Linked DNA regions of Homo sapiens: region 1 is linked to region 2. A link is an interaction called in ENCODE POLR2A ChIA-PET data of the cell type or tissue named here. Cell type or tissue: MCF 10A. All regions are shown on one strand.

Region 1 (4,000 bases), 59 kb after region 2:
CTTTAAATTTAGATTTGCAGCAATAATGTTTTGGAGGAAAAATGATCACAGCACAAAGGCTTATATGAATATTATAGGATGGTTCAATACTTAGGCTTCTGCAATCTCAGTTCTCATCACTGTGTGACTTTGCTCTAGTATAGTTCACTGGTAAGCCCTTCGATTGTGAAACACAAAGAACTGGTTCTTTTGTTCTTTGAGGTATTGACATATGGTGAAATTGTTTGCATAATGTTCCAGGATTCACTGAAGAAGTTTGCACCACAGCTACAGGAGTGGTTACAGTTTATAAATCAGGGTCCTGGAGAGCAGTGCTTGTGTGAGGTTTTCTTTAATCTCTCAAATTAGACAATTCAAAGACACTGCTACACAAAATGCTTTAGTGTTTATATGTGACTTGCATCTCAATTCTTTCTTAAGTGGTCTGTCACTTTCTTTTTGAATGAAGAACTTATTTCCTTCCATGACTGTATTCCCATGACTCTTAAAGTATTTAAGACTCATTTAAAGTATGTATTATTGCATATATAATTTTTTTAACAGTTTTACCTTGAAGCTTTTTTATGGAATAATACTAATATTTCATAGTTTGATCTGAGATGTGAAAAATCCTTTTTAGAATGTAAACAGTTGAACTTGTCAGAATGAAATCATAAATGTAGTTTCAAGTATTTAGTAATATTTTTGAGCTTACTCCAATAAGGAAAGCAGTTGGATTAAAGCAGGACACAGCATTTTAGAACATCTTCATTATTAAAACATTATCATTATTATATCATCAAATTCCTAACACTAAGACTTTTCCATGTGCAAGGCACTACTAGGCACTCTGCATACTTTGTGTCATTTAACCCTTAAAAACCACATTTTTATGTTTACAGTTATTATACCCATTTTGTAGAAGGGTTCCTCCCAAGGATTGGGAATGTTACTTGACTTGTCCATGATTAATCATAGTAAGAACCAGTGCCATGACTGCAGAGCCTTTCTCTGCTGTATGAGACATGAGCAAGACTGCACAATCCATGAGAGCCAGAGCTGTGTTTTGCCTGTCATTTTAAACCTGTGACTAGCATAATACCTGGTACATAGTAGATGATCTGTAATAAGTATTTGTTGGCTAAGTTTGCCTCTCATCACCCAATAATAATAACAAAACCCCTCAGCAGGGCCAGGACCGATCCTGGTAGCTTGGCACAGAGTGAACATATTCCTGGCATTCCACATTGGAACTAGAAATACATTGTCACAGGGAAACCTGTCACATGTGGCAGGAAGTTTCATGACTCAATACTTGGAGTTACATGGGTCTTTGTACACTGACCTGTGAATTTGATTGCTACTGAATAGCATAACTTCTATGAGATAATATGTTTTTAGGCAGCTTTCAAATGGACTTTGGGAGTAAACCTTGTTGGTAGGTAAGATGTAGGCTGTGGCCTATGAAGAACATGATGAACCTTCCCTTTAGAACTCAAAGTCACCATTATGAGTGTTGATTATAGTTTATAGGACCTCATTATGTAAAAACTGAGAAACGTTGAGCTGCTGCTCTAGGGAATTAGGGATGAAACACCTGAATGCCCCACCTTCTCTGTTTCCTTCCTGCTTGTCTTCCCCTCATATCTTGCTGAGCCTCTGAAACTGATTTGAAAAGCCTTAGGCTACTGGAAGCAGAGGATGACTAATCCTTGCTCCAGACCAGGTTCTGCATTTTTAATTGAAGAACCCAAGGCTGAGAAAAGTGACTTCCTGAAGTCACATGGCTATTTCAGGCACACGGTTAATTTGTGGCAGAGGACTAGATGTGAGTCTAGTGCTTACCAGTTCTATTATAAATTATTTCAAGTACTATTTAAATTGAATAATTAAATCTTTATACAACTTTAGTATTCTGTTTTATATTGTCTTTGAAAATAAATGTCCTTTGCTCAGTGCTGAGATAAGAACTAATATTAACCTATTGTTTCACAGTTTGAATAACTTTTTACATGTAATATGATCCTCACAACCCTAGGAGTAGGAAAAACAGAATTTTATCACTATTCCTATTTTAGATATAAAATCTTACAGTAATATCACACAGCCAACAAGTTGCAGAGCCAGAATTCAAAAGTAGATTTTCTCACATAAGATTTGAAATTGGACTCACTTAAGTGAGCTAGTTCAGCCAGTCTGGATCAGAGAAGCCAGCTTCTTGGTTGTAGTGATGGTGAACCTGGGTGGGCCACTTGTGGGTTAAAGAGAAGGTTTGGAAAAAGGCCCTCATCCCTGAACTCTATAGTGAGGGAACAAATACAATCTTGCCAAATTAAGGGACTATAGGTTTGGAACAATGACAGGAGTGAGCATATGCTTTGTTTTCTTGAGATAGTGTGATGGAAGGGAGCATTCCCTCAGGCTAGATTTAAGTGTTTATTTTTATATTAGTTAGCTATGTGACTAGCTAAGTCAGTTGCTCTTTCTAAGCCTTGATGGTCTCATCTGTAAAATGAGAACAATATTAACCTTGTGAACCCCGCTCTGATTGCTCAGAACTCTTTTTTTTTTCTCCTGGGTTCTTTGCATTTCAGTATTTTTAGCAACTATATAGCTAAATTATGAAATTGTTACACATGTTCCTATACAGAATGCAGAAATACTAGAAACTTATTACTGAAACTTACTTACTACTAGCATCAGAAAGACACCAGCTACCATGAACCAAAGAGAAGTTCCTGTTACCTTTTTTGGTGACAGATTTGATCCCCAACCCATTTCGAGTTGGATATTCACTTTTTATTTTGGTTGTAAAATGATTAAATTCTCTCCTTATCTATGAAATAGTAGTTAATTGTTCCATCATTAATTAATGTTTTTTTTTCTAGTTATATAAGTTTGGAGAGACAGTTTCTATTGTTTTTTGGACAGACACTTGGAGACCAGAAAGCTTCTTTGACAAAGTGAAGAAGAACAGACAAAATGGCATGCACACATTATGTTTACTAGGTAAGGGTTTTGGAATTTCCTTGAAGTAACAATATGGAACTATCATACTGTTCTCATTTTGATTTTGTGTTAAGGTCTGTGGATAATTAGCTAGAGGTAAGAAAAGACACAGTCTAGCCATTCTATGCAGACCACACTCTTTCCCATGCTCTTAGAGAGACACGCATCTTCTGCTTCAAGTACCACATGGCTATTTCTGCATACACACCATAGTTACACTGCTCCCTCTTATGCCCTGCCCTAGTAGATCCTCTCCAGTATTCCATATCTTACTCATTTGTCCATCAAGGATTTACTGCAATCCAATAGACATGCACTGAGCAAGCCTTACCAAGGACCATCCTGCATCTTCCTAGGGAGGTTCTTTGAATACTGCAGTATTGATGCTATCAGATTCACAATGATAGATCTGAAAGAGACTCTGGAGATCATCTTATTGAGGCCTGTTTTACAGATGAAGTTGAGGCCCAGAATATTGAATTATTTCCCCAATGTCACCTAGTCAATTGTTGGCAGAACTGGTAGAATCAGATAGCCTTTTAATAATAGCTCATTTCACTGTACCTTCTTCCCCAAATCCTATTTCCTTTTTAGTGTGGAAAGAGCTGGGATCACTGTCTTTGTTTTCCAAGATAATAGTACTGAGTTTCAGAAAGCCATGGTGTTTTCTTTCTAGCAGAGGCACTGAAATTTTACCGATTCACATTTGCTAATCAGCCCCTATTCTAGTAGCATATGTTGTAGAAAGAAATACTGGTATCAAAGACTTAATCTGTGACTAAACAGAACACAGCTAACTGACATTTTTGATGACTTTGCAATGATACTTCTACTTGGAATCAGAAGACAAAATCCCAGTGCTACTACTTACTAGTTAGAGAGTACTGTAAACATTCCTTAGCCTTCATATTTATCAAATAGGAATAATTCCTCCTACTTCATGGAGTTATATAGAGCAGTACTTCTCAGACTATTTGTGGTAAAGAACCATGGTTGGGTTGTTTAAAACATA
Region 2 (4,000 bases):
CTTCAGCCTCCTGAGTAGCTGGGATTACAGGCACACACCACTACGCCTGGCTAATTTTTGTATTTTTAGTAGAGATGGGATTTCATCATGTTGGTCAGGCTGGTCTCAAACTCCTGACCTTGTGACCTGCCCGCCTCAGCTTCCCAAAGTGCTGGGATTACAGGTGTGAGCCACCACGCCCGACCCCATTCGTTCTTTATAAGGGACTAAGTAGCACCACATCTGAAACTTAGAGACTGTTGCCATGTTGATAAAGTTATCTTTAAAAAAAACACTTGTTTATGAAAAGGGATTCTCAGCATTTTTATAAGAGAAAAAATTAAGATATAGTTGCTATCAAAGCTGTTAAAACTGGAATACTTGCAATAAAAACTAATAAAAGCCCAGTTACTTTGGGGGGCTATATTGCAGCAAACCAAGTTGTGAAAATCAAGTTTACATATTCATTATTTATAAGTGACAGACTGAGGGAACAAATGAAACAACAAACAAGTGAGAACTATACCACTTATTAAGTACAAAAGTGAAATGAAATATACACTTTCTACTTTTGAATCAAAATTTTTGCTTAACTTATTTTTGTTTTGTAATCATTAACACCTCTATTTTTTTTCTTCTTTTTTTTTTTTTTTTTTTTTGGGGAGTGCAGTAACGCGATCTCCACTCACTGCAAGCTCCGCCTCCCAGGTTCACCCCATTCTCCTGCCTCAGCCTCTCGAGTAACTGGGAGTACAGGCATGCGCCACCACACCTGGCTATTTTTTGTACTTTTAGTAGAGACAGGGTTTCACCGTGTTAGCGAGGATGGTCTCGATCTCCTGACCTTGTGATCTGCCTGCCTCGATTTCCCAAAGTGCTGGGATTACAGGCGTGACCCACCGTGCCCGGCCCCAATCATTAAGACCTCTAAACTGCAAAAGGGATTTCCTTTTCTTTAACCCAAATCTCTACTAAACTCAATTTTTTTTTCCACTAGGCTGGGGAAACAGTATATAACTGAGTACTGACTTGGATTTTGTCAGAATCAGATAGCTGAAGTAAGAGACACATTAACAGCACGTTTCCTCATTCCTGTTTTCAGTGCTGAACAACAATTTCTATTACAGCCCAAGATTATACTAGTGTGTGACACAGAATGATCCTGCTTTTAAAACAACAATGGTAAAGTCAGAGCAGAATTAGTGTAAAGTGAATGAAACATAAGTGACAGGGCGTCTCTGCACAAGCCCCTCCCAAGGCCCAGAGAGAAACACCAGCATTATATTTAGTGATCATACACTTTTGTACAATTTGTAACAGTAAGATATATTAACTGCAATCAATTAATACCAGCGTCTCTTTTCATTATGTCTTTTCCATTACTTCTCCTCATGGTAGGTATGTTGGAGTGGCTACATGAATGTTAATATCCACCTGGCTGGGCATGGTGGCTCATGCCTGTAATCCCAGTGCTTTGGGAGGCCTAGGCAGGAGGACTGCTTGAGGCCAGGAGTTTGAGACCAGTCGAGGCAACATAGTGTTACCCCTTCTCTACAAGAAAATTTAAAAAATTAACCAGGTGTAGCGGCACACATCTGTAGTCCTAGCTACTTGAGAGACTGGGGCAGGATGATTGCTTGAACCGAGGGATTTGGGGTTACATTAAGCTATTATTGAGCTACTGCACTCTGGTCTGGATGACAGAGTGAGACCCCATTTCTAAGATAAAAAAAAAAAACAACAACAAAGATCCAGCTAAATGGAGATTGAGTTAGGTATATATTTAGCTTGGATTTAATGGGATAGGCTTATGAGGCCTGCAGAGTCTTGTATATGGTTATATTATAACTAGCCAAGAAAATTCAAGACTGGCTTCTAGCAATACTTCTATCACCCTGAGTACTGACTCATCTAGAATCATGACACAAAGATGCAGGGCCAGAGGTGGTCATGGTATATGAACAGGTCCTTTGGTGTCGGGCACTGAAAGTATGTGGTTAAGTCAAGAAAAAATGAGAGAAGTTTTCTCAAATTTGACAACAAAATCTGAAAATTTTGGAAGACATAATTAATAACATGTTTATGACTTATAAGTGAAAAAGCCATCTTCTACCAATAATAACAAAATAAGACTTCTGATTCCACACATGAAATATTACCTGCTGTTATCATCTGAATGTTCATGTTTCCCCCAAATTAATATGTTGAAACCTCATCATCCATGTTATGGTATTAGAAAGTGGGTCTTTGGTAGGTAGATTAAATCATGAAGGCTCTGCCCTCATGAATGGAACTAGTGTCCTTATAAAAGAAGTCCCGGAGAGTTGCCTCATGCCTTCCACTATGTAAGGACACAGTGAGAAGGCACCATCTATGAATTAGAAAGCAGACCTCACCAGACACCAAATCTGCTAGCACTTTGATTGTGAACTTCCCAGCCTTCAGAACTGTAGAAATACATTTGTGTTGTTTATAAACCAATCAGTTCATGGCATTTTGTTATAGCAGCCCAAACAGACTAAGACATCTGCCATGGGCATTGCACTTTCACTGTAAACAGCTAGTAAACCAGAAAAAAAATACGTAAATCAAGTTTTCAGATATATCCAAGAATCTCAATGACTCCAAGCAGAAGAAACAATGAAAACCACTCTAAGGCAAATCATAATCAAATTGCTGAAAATCAGTGATAAAGAGAACATCTTAAATGCCCAGAGGAAAAAAGACACATTATATTCAGGGGGACAAAGACAAAACCGACAGCCAATTTCTTATCAGAAGCCATGCAGACCAGAAGATAATGAAAAGACCTCTTTAAAGTGCTGAAAGGAAACAGAACAAAATAAAACTGTCAACCTACAATTCTGACCCAGTAAAAATATCTTTCAAATACATAGGGAAAACATTGACTTTTTCAGATGAATTCTTTCAAGAGAATTTATCACCAGCAGTCCAGCACACACGTTCACATGAACACACACACAAATACACATGCACGGGTACACATGTGCACGTGCACGCACACACACCCACCCAACTGTAAAAAGAAGTTCTGCAGCCAAAGAAGAATGATACCAGATAGAAATATGGACCTACAGCAAACAATGACAAGCAACAGAAATGGTAAATATGTGAATATATATAAAAAATATTTTTCTCATTTTTAATTTCTTAAAAAGATATTTATGTCTGTTTAAAGCAAATAATAATGTATTATGAGGTTGATACTACATATATAGCCTTAAAATGTGTGACATAATAAGAGCATAAAGGATAGGAGGAGTATTATAATTTAAATGTCGACTATGACAAGTTAAAGATATGTACTAAAAATAAATCAGCAACTAAAAAAAATCGTCAAATAGTAGAAATTAAATACCCAATTAATAAGTTTTTTAAAAGAGAAAAAAGGGAAAGACCAGATGAGATAAATATAAAACAAATAGATGGTAGACATAAAACAAATGGTATCAATAATTATATTAATTCTAAATGCTCTAGACACTATAATTTTAAAGTATGTCAGACTGGATTTCTGAAAAAGCAGGATCCAACTATATGCTGTTTACAAGGAATCCACCTTAAATATAGAGACAGAGATTGGTTAAAAAGAAAAGAATATAAAAAGATATACCTTGTAAATATTACTCAAAAGAAAGGCAGAGTAGCTATATTATTATCAGCTAAAATAGACTTCAGAACAAGAGATATAGTAGATATAGAGAGACATTTCACAATGATAAAGAAGTCAATTAATCAAGAAAATATAACAATCTTAAAGTACATGCATCTAATAACAGAGCTGAAAAATACATAAAGCTAAAACTAACAGAACTTGAAAGAAAAATATATAAACCTACAGTTATAGTTCGATATTCTAACACTTCTCTCTAGTAAATGAAAAAAAATCATTAAGCATGTAGATGACCTAAACAACACTATCAATCAACTTGGCCTAATTGACATATATAGAACACTCTAACTAATACAGAATATCCATTCTTTTCAAGTGCCAATGGAA

The links. ChIA-PET counts read pairs that join two places held together with the same protein. Peaks named below come from ENCODE experiments on the same cell type or tissue, not always from the same donor. Only the 100,000 strongest peaks of a DNase experiment are listed, where the experiment ranks them.
Region 1: POLR2A ChIA-PET joins it to region 2 with 5 read pairs; 5 of 35 experiments call an interaction of 5 or more read pairs at or near these places.

Annotation. Positions count from the first base shown.
Region 1 is chr1:101,000,455-101,004,454 of GRCh38, reverse strand. DPH5 (diphthamide biosynthesis 5) reads left to right here. Exons shown (of 8, transcript NM_015958.3): 5 at 2,868-2,988. Among named protein-coding and RNA genes, the nearest start is that of DPH5, 23 kb to the left of the region's middle. In MCF 10A, no CTCF peak of the experiment used is centred here; DNase peaks (open chromatin) are centred at 174 and 1,674.
Region 2 is chr1:101,059,102-101,063,101 of GRCh38, reverse strand. All of the region lies in intron 1 of DPH5-DT (DPH5 divergent transcript), which reads right to left. Among named protein-coding and RNA genes, the nearest start is that of DPH5-DT, 35 kb to the right of the region's middle. In MCF 10A, no CTCF peak of the experiment used is centred here; no DNase peak of the experiment used is centred here.